2 separate regions of the Homo sapiens genome follow, and region 1 is linked to region 2. A link is a contact called in ENCODE Hi-C or POLR2A ChIA-PET data. All regions are on one chromosome and are shown on one strand. The core of a region is the stretch at or near the end of the contact, and the rest is flanking DNA. Distances in the headings are between cores, read along the strand shown. Region 1 holds the start of PLA2G15 (phospholipase A2 group XV). Region 2 holds the start of RIPOR1 (RHO family interacting cell polarization regulator 1).

The links. A loop is a pair of places that touch in the nucleus more often than their neighbours do. ChIA-PET counts read pairs that join two places held with the same protein, here RNA polymerase II (POLR2A). Pooled maps may share reads with other maps.
Region 1: a map of K562 shows a loop between it and region 2 (2.3-fold over the local background). The contact joins the promoter of PLA2G15 here to the promoter of RIPOR1 in region 2. A Hi-C loop is called at or near these places in 3 of 168 maps with a recorded cell type or tissue (CD8-positive, alpha-beta T cell, HCT116 and K562) and 10 of 50 pooled maps. POLR2A ChIA-PET finds 5 or more read pairs at or near these places in 3 of 52 experiments (Caco-2, PC-9 and naive thymus-derived CD8-positive, alpha-beta T cell).

What each region holds. Positions count from the first base shown.
Region 1 is chr16:68,241,245-68,247,588 of GRCh38, forward strand. PLA2G15 (phospholipase A2 group XV) reads left to right here and starts at 4,129. Exons shown (of 6, transcript NM_012320.4): 1 at 4,129-4,309. The coding sequence starts at 4,183. RefSeq lists enhancers at 2,935-3,473, 4,595-5,095 and a silencer at 3,949-4,178.
Region 2 is chr16:67,525,282-67,531,902 of GRCh38, forward strand. It overlaps RIPOR1 (RHO family interacting cell polarization regulator 1), which reads left to right and starts at 3,548. Exons shown (of 22, transcript NM_024519.4): 1 at 3,548-3,633. LOC100505942 (a long non-coding RNA gene) reads right to left here and starts at 3,464. Exons shown (of 2, transcript NR_104656.1): 1 at 3,036-3,464. RefSeq lists silencers at 3,505-3,614, 3,645-3,874, 4,875-5,154.

The DNA.
Region 1 (6,344 bases), core at 2,879-5,378, 720 kb after region 2:
CCAGGCTGGAGTGCAGTGGCATGATCTCTGTTCTGGGCCCTTTGCCTCCAGGGTTCTGTTGTGGCTGGATCAGTGTTAGGCATCTCGGGGCTGCAGGGAGACTGGCTGCAGAGGAATGGGGGACTGCTGAGCCATGAGCTTTAGGGAGATTCCACCGGCCTCTAAATGGACTCAGCTCTGGCCACCAAATCAGCCCGAAAGCCCTGAGCTTAGTTTGGTTGCCTCAAGCCTGGGATCCACCTAGTTCAGGTAGGGGAGCTTGGAGCTTAGGCCAGCGAGAGGGAGTGCAAAGGGCCAGGTAGCAGGAGGGGCGAAGGGTGTTGGCTGTGTGCTCACCCAAGGAAGATAGCACAACTAGACTGGCTCCTAAGTCTCTGGATTTATTCTGTTGATGAAAAGAGTCAAACTCTGTAAAATATTTGGACACTTTTTTTTTTTTTTTGAGACAAGAGTCTCGTTCTGTCACCCAGGCTAGCATGCAGTGGCGCGATCTCGGCTCGCTGCAAGCTCCGCCTCCCAGGTTCACGCCATTCTCCTGCCTCAGCCTCCCGAGTAGCTGGGACTACAGGCACCTGCCACCACGCCTGGCTAATTTTTCGTATTTTTAGTGGAGACAGGGTTTCATTGTGTTAGCCAGGATGGTCTCGATCTCCTGACCTCATGATCCGCCCGCCTCGGCCTCCCAAAGTGCTGGGATTACAGGTGTGAGCCACCATGCCCAGCCTGGACGCTTTTTTTGGATGGAGTCTTGCTCTGTCTCCCAGGCTGGAGTGCAGTGACATGATCTTGGCTCACTGCAACCTCCGCCTCCCGGGTTCAAGTGATTCTCCTGCCTCAGCCTCCCGAGTAGCTGGGACTACATGTGCCCGCCACCACGGCCAGCTAATTTTTCTATTTTTATAGAGATGGGTTTCGCCTTATTGGCTAGGCTAGTCTCAAACTCCTGACCTCAGGGGATCCACCCACCTCGGCCTCCCAAAGTGTTGGGATTACAGGCGTGAACCACTGTGCCCGGCCCTATTCAGACCTGTGAAAGGTGCTAAACTCTTAATCTCTTCAGGTTTGGGAGGGCCTGGAAGAAAATCTAGCTATGTTAATAGAGATTCTTTACAGATGCAAAATTTCCTCCACAAAGGACAGTTTTGCAGGACCATTTCCAAGTATGGCAAAGAAACATTGTTTTGGAATATTTTGACTTTCTTGTCACCTAATGTTATGCCAGAGTCAGATTGCAAAGTAAGTTCCGATATATAGGATTAAATAAAACCCATCTAATGAGAATTTATGGTTTGTAGGGCAAACCATACAATTTGAGATAGTAATTTGAGCAATATTAAAAAAAAAAAATCAGGGCCGGGTGTGATGGCTCATACCTGTAATCCCAGCACTTTGGGAGACCTAGGTGGGTGGATCACCTGAGGTCAGGAGTTCAAGACCAGCCTGGCCAACATGGCGAAATCCCGTCTCTACTAAAAAATACAAAAATCAGCTGGGCGTGGTGGCGGGTGCCTGTAATCCCAGCTATTCAGGAGGCTGAGGCAGGAGAATCGCTTGAACCCAGGAGGCAGAGGTTGCAGTGAGCCGGGATCACGCCACTGCTCTCCAGCCTGGGTGACAGAGCAAAACTCTGTCTCAAAAAAAAAAAAAAAAAGGTGTCAGCCTGGCATGTGGAGAACGACCCACAGGAACGAGGGCGTGCATTGGGACATCAGTGACGAGGCTGTTGTGGGAATAGGGTAGTGTGGTTTGGGGAGTGTAGAGCTGGCAAGCCCTTATGACCACCTGAGTTGTGGTTCTGAGAAGCATGGAAGCATCCAGAGCTCAGGATGATGCCAAGTCTGCAGCCTGGGGGATCAGGTGGATGGCAGAGTCATTGTGAAAAGGGAGGACCCTCACTTTCTGACCCTTCTCCACAGTGCCAGCATGGGTCATTGCTGACCAGGCCTTGCCATCCTGCCCCTAATGGCTGTGGTTCCTAACACATGCAGGGCCTGTGGGGTTGAAGCACCAAGGAACCCCTCTTGAGGACAGGGCTACCCTTCCAGGGGCCCATGGTCACCGGATGCTGCTGGGCTGGCAAGACATTTAGACTGTGGCCAGAGTCCAAGGTGGCCCAGCACCTCTTGATCCTTCTCTTCCTCCACATAACCTTTGACTGGACTTCTGCCCGTCCCTAGGCCTGCAGAAGAGTCTCTGGTCTCCCACGCTGGGTTTTCACCAGATGGGTCTTCACTGATCTTCTGTTGGGTCACGGGTGAAGGTGGGGGAGGCAGGGGCTTTGGGAGTGGGAGTTCTGAGCCAGGGCCTTAGCGGGAGATGGCTGGACCTTAAGAGAGGGTGGGGCTGGTCACAGTGGCACACATCTGTAATCTCAGCACTTTGGGAGGCTGAGGCAGGTGGATCACTTAAGGCCAGGAGTTCAAGACTGGCCTGGGCAACATAGTGAGACCCCAACTCTACAAAAAATAAAAAACTAGCTGAGCTTGGAGGTGTACACTTGTAGTCCCAGCTACTCAGGAGGCTGAGGTGGGAAGGATTGCTTGAGCCTGAGAGGTCAAGGATGCAGTGAGCCGTGATTGTGCTACTGCACTTGGGTGACAGAGAGACCCTTTCTCAAAAAAAAAAAAAAAAAAAAAAAAAAAAGGAAAGAAAAGAAAAAGGGGCCGGGCACAGTAGCTCACGCCTGTAATCCCAGCACTTTGGGAGGCCGAGGCAGGTGGATCACCTGAGGTTGGGAGTTCAAGACCAGCCTGACTAACATGGAGAAACCCCGTCTCTACTAAAAATACAAAATTAGCCAGGGTGGTGGCGCATGCCTGCAATCCCAGCTACTCGGGAGGCTGAGGCAGGAGAATTGCTTGAATCCGGGAGACGGAGGTTACGGTGAGCCAAGATTGCACCATTGCACTCCAGCCTGGGCAACAAGAGCGAAACTCTGTCTCAAAAAAAAAAAAAAAAAGAAAAAGAAAAAGAAAAAAGAAAGAGGGAGGGTGGTGGTAGCCCAGTCACCAACATGTTTCACTATAAGAACTCGAGAAGGGCAGGGCAAGATAGTGGCTTCATAGCCAGGTCAGCTGCTTACCAAGAAGAAGGAAGGAAGGGGCAGGACAAATTTCTTGGGACCAGGTGGGATGACCAGGGTGCAGCTGCCCCTTCGAAGGGGTGGGTGTGTGGAGGATCAAGACCTCTATTTCCCAAATACTCTCGTCCCTCTATCCCACAGTGACCTATGGTGCTGGCATATAACCAGCTGTCAGGTCTTTGCCCACTCTGTTCGCCCCTGCTTCCTGGCGCAGGGAGTCCATGTCCTCTCTGGTTCCCCAGGTTTGCGAGAGTGGAGGGGGACCACGAGCTCCCGATGCCTCTCCTGCTCTGCAGGGGAACTTGCAGATGGCCCATGGCGCAGGGTCGAGACTCAAGCCCACTCCCAACCCCGCGCCCGAACTGCCCGGACTGGCGGGGTGACGCTGCACTCTGCGCCCCTAAAACGAACAGATTAACCCCTCTCTTGGGAACTGAACATGCTGACCTGGCCTCTCCCGGTTCCCCCCGCATCTGTAACCCCGGGGCAGAGTTACAGGGGCTGACTGGCCGCACCCAGGTGCCCTCGGGGCAGGGTGTGCTAAGAATTGGTGTGGGGGCTGCACAAAGGTCCTGGTCAGCTCCTGGTCACCTGAGGCCCAAGAACTGTCCGGGACTCACTTCCTCTCTTCTTGCTTTAACCGGGGTCGCTCAGCAGCGGCCAGCGCTGCACCCCTTATCCTCTCCCGGTCTTGTCCGTTCCAGATCCTCCAGGTCAGGGGGTCGCCAAGTGAGAGCTGCGCAGCGTGGATTTCGGGTACCCAGGGCTGGGCGGGGTACAGCAGCGGCGAGCTGGGTTCCCGGGTGGGCGACTGACAGCCCGGAGCCAGGCGATACCTCGATCCATCGATGCGCTCGGCGCTCAGCGTGGTCCAGGAAGCAGGGGGTTGGGCAAGGGCGGGGCGGCGACCTCCGACTGGGAGGGGCGTATATGGCGGCGAGTCCCTATTGGCCAGCCATTTGCGGGAGGCGGGCCCTGATTGGCCGGGGGGATGCGGGGGATGCGGGCGGCGGGGTTAAGCGCGTCGCCACCGCCCCCGCCTAGGCGAGAGCCCAGAGAGCTGAACCTGCATCCCGGACCTGCGGCGACCGTCGTACACCATGGGCCTCCACCTCCGCCCCTACCGTGTGGGGCTGCTCCCGGATGGCCTCCTGTTCCTCTTGCTGCTGCTAATGCTGCTCGCGGACCCAGCGCTCCCGGCCGGACGTCACCCCCCAGTGGTGCTGGGTGAGGCACGGGTCTCGTGGTGGATCTGTCGGTCGGGCGGGACGGGCCGCGGGCGGGGCTGCCTTCCCGGTCTGCTTCTGTTCCAGTCACGAAATGGGGGAGCGTATTGGTATCTGTCTTGTCACTTAGGTGATCTAGATCTGCCGGCTCACCTCCCGCCATGCTGGGCGCGGGTGTGGTCAGCTCCCCACCTCCTGTCCTGGTAGAAAATGGGGGTGAGTGGGAGAGTTACCATCTGGTTATTCATAGTTCCACCTGTCCGCATCATTCCCAAGCCTTGCCTCCCCTTATCCCATTTTTAAGCTGGAAAGACAGGTGCTTCAGCCCCACTCCTGAGGGATGGTGGGGGTGTGTAGAGTGGCTCCTGAGTTGACTTCTGCATCGACCTGGGCCTGGTTAGGAGGCTGTCACCCTCGACCCCTCCAATGCCACATATGCCAGAAGGCATTGCTGAAAGGAACCTCCTTAGGGAAAGGATTGCTGTCCTAGCTGGCCACCAACTCCCACAACTTATCAGATGTGTGGCATTGCCTGAGGGAAAAGGCCTAAGGGAAACTGAAGACAACTGAAGTCAGGGGAAAGGGTTGGGACAATGGCCATGAACCTGTGTCAGGCAACATGCTTGTACTCTTACCCTGCCACACATGCTTGGACTAGACTATGTGGAGGCTCGGTGACCTCCCCTGCTCACCCCGCTCCTTGATCACAACCCTGGCAACTCTACAACGGCCACTGTATTTCCTTGCAGGGATGGGCAGGGATGAGACCTCTGTCTGGGGGGCCTTGGGTGCCTCATTGAGGCCGTCACTCCCATCCAGAGCTGGTGTGTCCGTGGCCAGCCAGGATTCCTGAAAGCAGAGGCATCTGAGGCATGAATTACACGTGGAGTCTAGTGCAGCATGATCTCCATGCTCTTTCTGCTGAGAGTACTTTAAATGGGGACGATGCAAATCACAGAAGGGTAGAGTTGGCAGGTAGGGTGGTGCCAGGCAGGCCCCACCAGGAGTTCCCAGCCAGGAAAAGCTCCAGGGGGATACTAGGCCCAGGTTCACCATGGGATTTGGGCAGACTTGGCCCTGCCTCCCCAAAGCTTGCAGGATAGGAATAACAGTGATCCCCAGAGAGGAAGTCTGTGTGGGGCAAGCACAGAGAATCCACCAACCCAGCCTGGATGGGTGGGTGTCAAGTAAGGCTTCCTGGAGTATATAGCTGGAGCTAAGGCCAGGAGAGAGTAATGGGTCGGGGAGAGACGTGAGCATCTCAGGCTGCCTGGGATCGAGTCACAGGAGGAGTGGACTGCACAGGACTTGTGACTGGTTGGGTCATCTGAACTTTATCTTGAGGGCCTCAGGGAGTCCTGGGTTGGCCTGCAGAGTTCTAAGTCTGAGGGGCGTGGCATTAGGAAGCATGTGGTCTGTGGCACACAAAATGGCACATAGCCATTTTGCCTGGATTGATGCTAACCGCACTCATCAATTCAGTCAGTCTGTTTATCCTTGGTCACAGCAGAAGAGCCTCAGACCCCACCCAGAATCACAGAGCAGCAGGAGTCCTAACATGCCCAGCTTCTCAGGGAGTGAGGCTGCTGGCCTTAGCCCTGGGAGACCTCACGGTGGGCAGTTGGATAAGCAGCTCCTGGGCACAGAGCAGGGATCTGACCTTGACTGTCAGAAGATCAGAATCCTCTAGGGGTGGATCCTGAAATGGTGGTGGAGGAAAGAGAGACCAGCGATGTGATACAGAAGACCCTGGGCAAGGGGAAGGGACCATAGGCAAGGCCATTTCCACCTCTTGCAGCCTCAGTCTCCCCATCTGTTAAGTGGAAATAGTAAGGCTGTCCCCTCCCAGTGTTACTTGAGGTGAAAGGCATGTGGATGGCTCTTTTCCTAGTTCCAGGCGCAGATGGGCTCAGGAAGTGGCCACTGCTATTTTTAGGGGCCACACAGCCTGACCAGGGTAAGGAGCATCTGAGCAAAGCAGATCTGGTGACTTCCTCTTTTACCATTTCCCCTTTGGTAGAGACAGTGACCAGGGT
Region 2 (6,621 bases), core at 2,298-4,797:
TGTTCTCTTTGACTGTGAGCCCTGTGGGAAGGAACTAGGGAGATCTCACCTCTGGTCACCCCAGGGTGGCCCGGGCACAGCCGACATTCCACAAATGCTTGCTGTATATCTGGCAAATGAATGAATGATGTGGCCCCAGGCACAGTCCAGGGCAAGCTTCTATTCTATCTGTTCACAGAAAGCTGGGATGGGGGTGGGGGTTGCATGGCAGAGAGTTGTCATCCGCGGGGGCTGTAGGGTGGGGTGAGGGAAGCCGCGGTTTTTCTGGGGTTTCGGACTTGAACTGCATTACTTCTGAAATGGAACTAGCAGTGCCGTGTGTGAGGACTGGGGGTTCATTGCGGCTCTCACCACCCTCTGCTGTCTGTCCCAGGGATTTTTCTCAGGCCTGAGTCCACCCCTCTGAGAATGTGATCTCCCAGTGGTTAGAAGTGCTCATAATTCCTTTCTACACACACCACAGCTACCAGCTGAGTCCCAGGCAGAGGACAGGGCTCAGGAAATGATGCCTGATTCAAACAGGGCCGAGCTGACCACGACCCAGGGAGCCAAGTTGGAGCTCAGAGTCTGCCCTTCCCAACGATGTGACAGTTTCTATGGGAAGTTCTTGCCTTCCCTGAGCTTCAGGTGTCTCCTCTTTGAAGTGGGTTTCAAGCTGTGTCCTCCCCTGTGCTTAGCTCACCAATTGTTAGGGAGAGGCTTTGAAAGCCACCAGGACCCTGTGACCCTCGGAGGGATGCTGCCCTTCCCTCGAGGCCCCTTGGATGTGGGGGAAGAGCCAGGTGAACTCCCAGGTGTTCCATTTAATCACTGCAGCGCCATCTGTGCCTGGTCTGGTGGTCACAGGCCTGGCCATGGACAAGGACAATAGGCAGTAATGGGTGCTCAGAGGACACAGGTTCCCTGGAGGAAGGGACATCTGAGCTGTTTTCCAAGTGGATGAGGGGGAGAAGCATCCTAGGCAGAAGGGAGGCTGGGAAAAAAGGCAGAGGCCAGAGGGTGGAGGCTGCATCCAGGGAGCTGCAGGCTGGGAGTGTAGTGGAAGCCAGATCACAGGGGCCGCAGAATAAGTGCAAGATAAGGAGGTGAGGTCATCTGAGGCCAGATCTCCTGGGCCTTGGAGGCCCTACCACATAGTATGGACTATCTTCTGGAGTGGGTGGGCATGGTAGGGGGAGGGAATTAATTCAAAAGATGTTAAGGAGAAAGAAGCAAGAGGACTGGGCAGCTAAAGGAAGGTGAGGGCAGGAGAGGGGGATGCCAAGGGCTCATGCATTTACACGTTCAGTTACTTGCTCATTCAACAAATATTTCTTGAACTCCCACTATGAGCCAGGCACCTTGATGATAAGGACTTCTGTGGTTCCTACCCGCACACTACTTAGAGACAACACAGTCAGGCAGGGTCAGGCCCATGAGCACACATGGTGTGCACACTGCTGCCTGGCCATGGTGAGCAGTATGAAAGGAGTCAATAGGAGGCTGGAACAGAGGGTGTCTGCAGAGAAAGTACTCAGAAGATGCCTGGCTGAGAGGTGACTTTAGGGGTGGGCAGAGGCCAATTGGTGCCAGCTTTGAGAACTCCAGAAAACCCCAGTCTCTAGCTCAGGTGGATGCCTGGGTAGACAGTGGTGCTTTGTAGGGATGGGGACAATGCTGAGGACTGGTGAGTCAACCAGAAAGCAGCCAGGGGCTCTGAAACAGGAGAGGGCTCTGGGCACAGAGGGAAGTTTGGGATGGTCAGCAGTGAATGGATGGGAGCCCTGAGACTGGATGATATTTTAGGGTAGGGTGAATAAAGAGAAGAACTCAGCCCCTGGAAGTCATGCCCAGGTTTAAGGACTTCAGAGAAAAGGGCACTGACCGGCCCAGTGGCTCATGCCTGTAATCCCAGCACTTTGAGAGGCCAAGGTGGGTGGATCGCTTGAGGCCAGGAGGTGGAGGCCAGCCTGGCCAACATGGTGAAACCCCATCTCTACCAAAAATATAAAAATTAGCCGGGACATCTCTACCAAAAATATAGAAATTAGAAGGCGGAGGTTGCAGTGAGCCGAGATCACGCCACTATACTCCAGCCTGGGCAACAGAGGGAGACTCCGTCCCCCAAAAAAAAACAAAAAAGAAAGAAAGAAAAGGGCACTACAAAGGAAGCCCAAGAGGAGGGGCTGGAGAGTGGAGAACTGTGAGGCAGAGGTGGCTCAAGCCTGTAATCCCAGTACTTTGGGAGGCCAAGGTGGGAGGATCGCTTGAGCCCAGTTAGAGACCAGTCTGAGCAACATGAAGAAAGCCCATCTCTAAAAAACCGACCAAACAGGCTGGGCGCGGTGGCTCATGCCTGTAATCCCAGCACTTTGGGAGGCCAAGGCGGGCAGATCACGAGGTCAGGAGATCGAGACCATCCTGGCTAACATGGTGAAACCCCATCTCTACCAAAAATACAAAAAATTAGCCGGGCGTGGTGTGGGCGCCTGTAGTCCCAGCTACTCGGGAGGCTGAGGCAGGAGAATGGCATGAACCTGGGAGGTGGAGCTTGCACTGCATTCCAGCCTGGGCGACAGTGACACTCTGTCTCAAAAAAAAAAAAAAAAAACCCGACCAAACAAAACCAAGCAAACAAGCAAAACACACAAAAAAACAGCCCTCAGGACTGGTGGGGGCGGGGTACAGATATTCAGGGACCTCTTACTGTCCCTGAAACCATTCCTGGGTAGGTCTGACATACATGAGGGCTGCGGGAGTGCAAGGCCTGGAGAAGCCTCAGGGGTGTCCAGGTTGGAAGGGCCAGGGGTGTCTGATTGATGGGAGGAGCGGGGGAGTGGAACTGGCCCTTTGACCCCAACATGGGGTCGACTCTCAGCCCCACCTTTACCGACTGTGTGGAGGGCCAGCATTCTAGCCCCGGCTTTGGAAAGGACTGGGTTGCCCAACACATGGCCCTGTACCCGGACCCTGCCAGCGTCCCCACCCCAAGACTGCCCGAAAACCAGTACCCAATGAGTGGGGAATGCATGACCCGGCTATGAGCCTGGACTTACCAGCCAGACAGTGGCAGAAAGGGCGGCCTGCCTCTACAGCGACGCTGAGGCTGGCTGAAATGGCAGGGCTGAAGGGCAGCGTCTGGACCCAGAAGGTGCCAGGCGGCTTCTGGACTCCCCAAGGCCTTCACAACAGCCCTGGATCCTTTCCACCAACCAGCCTAAGCCAGCAGTAGCAGCTCCAGGACCTGTTTCAGGTGGTCACGGACAGGGGGCCCGCAAGGTCTCCAGAGCCCGAGGGATCTGGGGAGGGGACAAGCAGGCGGGGCTCCCTGGCGCTCACCGTTTTAGGGTCTGCGTGAGAAAGCCTCCCTCACATCCCCCAGGGTCTGCCCTCCCTGCAAGCTGGTGGGCTGCGTGGGCCACCGGCCTGCCCCGTTATCCGAGAGGGCGGAGCGAGCCGTGGGCGCCTCTAGGGGTGCGGGAGCCGCGGGAGCGCAGGGGGTGGGGCCCGGCGGGCCAGGGGAGGGGCGGCGGGGCGGCGGGCGGAGGGAGGGGCCGGCGCCTGCGGCGGCGACAGCGGCAGCTGCGGCGCGACCAGGCCGGGCACCTCCGAGCGCAAGGACAGCGCGAGGTCCGCGCAGCCCAGCGCAGCCATGTGAGTGTCCCGCGCCGTTTCCGGGGCTGCAGGCCGGGCGGGGAGCAGGCGCGGAGGTTCTGGTGCCCCCCCGCCGGCGCCGCCCGGTGGGTCCGGGATCTGCGGCTCTGTCCCGCCTCACCCCATCTCCCGGACCCCGGCCGCGCCTTGTCTTTCCTCCCCTCCCCCCGGGCGTGGAGAACGCAGCTTCTCCCACAAAAGCCGCCGCCTCCGGGCCTGCAGAGCCTGGCGCTGCTGCCTTCCTCCCACGGCAAGGCCCTGGCGGCCGGTGCCCCGGGGCGCTGGGATGGGCCAGGCCAGAGAGCGGGCTCAAGGCGCCAGCCTGGGCCCTGGCACGCGCGCTCCCTGGGAGCCCTTGCTGCCTTCGCCGCAGGGGAGGCTGGGCTGGAAATGGGGAGGGGGCGACGAAGGGTGCGGGCCGGCCTAGGAGCTGAGCTAATCCTCCTAGCTCTAGGGGCCGGCCTAAGCGGCTTTGTGGCCGGCCCCGAGGTGACCGAGCCTGGGCTGGAGCCGGGCTCTCCGCCCAAACCTGGCGTAGCCGAAGCCGGAGAGGATCGTCCTTGTCGGGGAACGGAGCTTTTCCCTGGAAATGGAGGTTGGCGCAAGGTTCCTGCAACAGCCGGGCCTGGGCTCTCTGCAGAACTGGTTTGGGCAAGGGGCTGCTCACCAGGGCTAGAGGTCGGATTCAGTCCAGATTCAGCACCCTTTGTCCTCCTCTCCAGGGTGAGCCCTGAGTCCGGCCTCCCCTACAGACCCTCCCCAGCCAGTTCTAACGTGTGTCCAGGCTGGCCGCCCCAGCACCTACTGTGCGCAGCCTCGTGTAACAATACTTGTGCCCTGGCTGCAGTCTGCGGGGCCGCGCCCTGGGCCTGCCGCATTCGGCCAACGCACAGCATCTGAGGAGGGTTATGACCATCTGGCAGATGCAGAAACAGGCCCAGAGAGGTTAGTAGTATTCTCAAGGTCACACAGCTGGTTTGGGAGAAGCGAGGATTAGATCTGAGTCCTTGCCCCTGCGACACCCACCTCCGTGGTATTGGAGGGAGGAGAGGAATGATAATTGGGGGCTGAGGTACAAAATACTCCAGCGGGACAAGGAGGACTGGCATAGCTCCTTCTTCCACCGCCCTCTCCGGCTTGGGTCCTGTGACTGCGGCGGGAGAGAGGAGCAAGGTGAGCCGCCCCAGGGGTCTGGGTTTGGGTGCGGGTGAGGGGAGGACTCAGGACTCTGGGCTGGGTCCCGCTTGAGAGAAGCGGGCGGGGAGGGCGCGGGTGAGTCACGGCGGCCCCTCTGCGTCGCCGCTCGGACTCAGCCCTGGCCAGGCCCGGCCCGGGGGAGGCCGCCTGGCTCCCAGCGCGCGGCCAGGGAATGTAACCAGCTGACCAGGGAGGGGGCCGGCAGGAAGTGAGGCCACCCGACAGCCTCCGCCCGGTTCCGGGGTGGGGGGTCCGGGGCTGTGCCGCTCCCCCTCCCTCCTATACGCTTGGGCAGCTGCGAGATGACGTCAGCCGCCGGGTTTGGGGGCAGTTGCCATGGAGACAAGGACAGGCTCAGAAGGGACCCCCTTCTCCCTTGCAGCCGCCCCTTGCCCAGGTTATTTTTAGCCTCTGTTTACCTCGGTCGGGGCGGCCCCGGGGTGGGGCGGGGCTAGACCCGGGGACTCCCAGAGAGGCAGCTGGCCTGGCACAGTGCTGAGATGGGCAGCCCAGGTGGTGGGATATTCCGCCGCACCCGGGTGTGCCAGTCTTGGTGTGTAGGAAGTATAGCGGGGCTGCAAGATCTGGGGCCATGCGGACAGGTCAGGGCTCCTCCACTCACGGCCATCCTGACCTGGCTGTGCTGCAAGCCCCATAACCTTTGGAACCTTGGATCTGGGTTATTTCCCATCCTGGGAACAGACTATAGGGCTGACATGAGCCCAGAGAGTCCCCTGGTTCTTATCAGCCAGTCCCCCACCAGTTGAGGTGGCCCTTCTGCCTTAGCTCAAGGGGTTCAGCTCTTTCCCTACCTGCTCTCACCCAGCAAGGGCAATCTTGCCCGCCCATCTCCCGAAGCGGTCACTCAGATGGACATTATGATGGTCATTTGTACCAACAGTTAGACATCCTAGTTCCTATGGGACTCGGGGGATGGTGGCAGCAGAGGGCCAACCAGAGAGAGAAAAGTGATGGAACAGTCAGCGGTTTCCAAGTCCAGAATCCCAGGGGATCCCCACCCTGCACCATCCCAGGGAGCAGAGCCCCACTTGCTGATGGTATACGATACCATCAGCCAGTGGGAAGGGAGAGGGAGGATTGCATGTCGGGTAGGGGAGTTGGGGTGGACATAGACTTAAAATCCTCCCCACCAACAAACAGCTCAGGACCTGCTGTTCCTGTGTCTAGGCAGCCCAGCTTCCCCCACTGTTCCCCCCCTTCATCTCCCAGGTGCTACAGGACCCCCAGAGCGCTGTGGTGAGCCAAGCAGATATGCCCCAGGTCTCACAAGGTTCAGTCTGGTGGGAAGACAGGCCCTAAAGGAGAACTGACAACTGGGTTATGTGGTCTCGGGGTTCAGAGGGAGGAAGTCAAAAAGGGGGAACCAACCCAGGGCCTGCTTCCTGGAGGAAGAAGTCATAGGGTAGACTTGAGGAAGGAGAGGGACTTGGGGCTGAGTAGTGGGAAGAAGGAATAGGAGCGATGGGGGCTGCCGGTCAGATTCTGAAGAACCTTGCAGGTATTGAGAGAGGGTCTCAGTTGCTGGAACAGAGAAAGCAGGGGACTGGGAGGAGAGGAGTGGTTGAAAGAATGTGAGGGACAGGACAAATCCTGAAGGGCCTACGTGGGTCATGTTAGAGAGTCTGGGCTTTCTCCCTGGGACAAGAGTGGCTGTGGCTATTTCACATCAGTCTGAATAGAGTGATATTAAAGATTTAGAGTCCTGGGGTCAGACAGCCTGGGTTTGAATCATGGTCTTGACACTTACCACCTGTGTGACTGTTTTGTTTT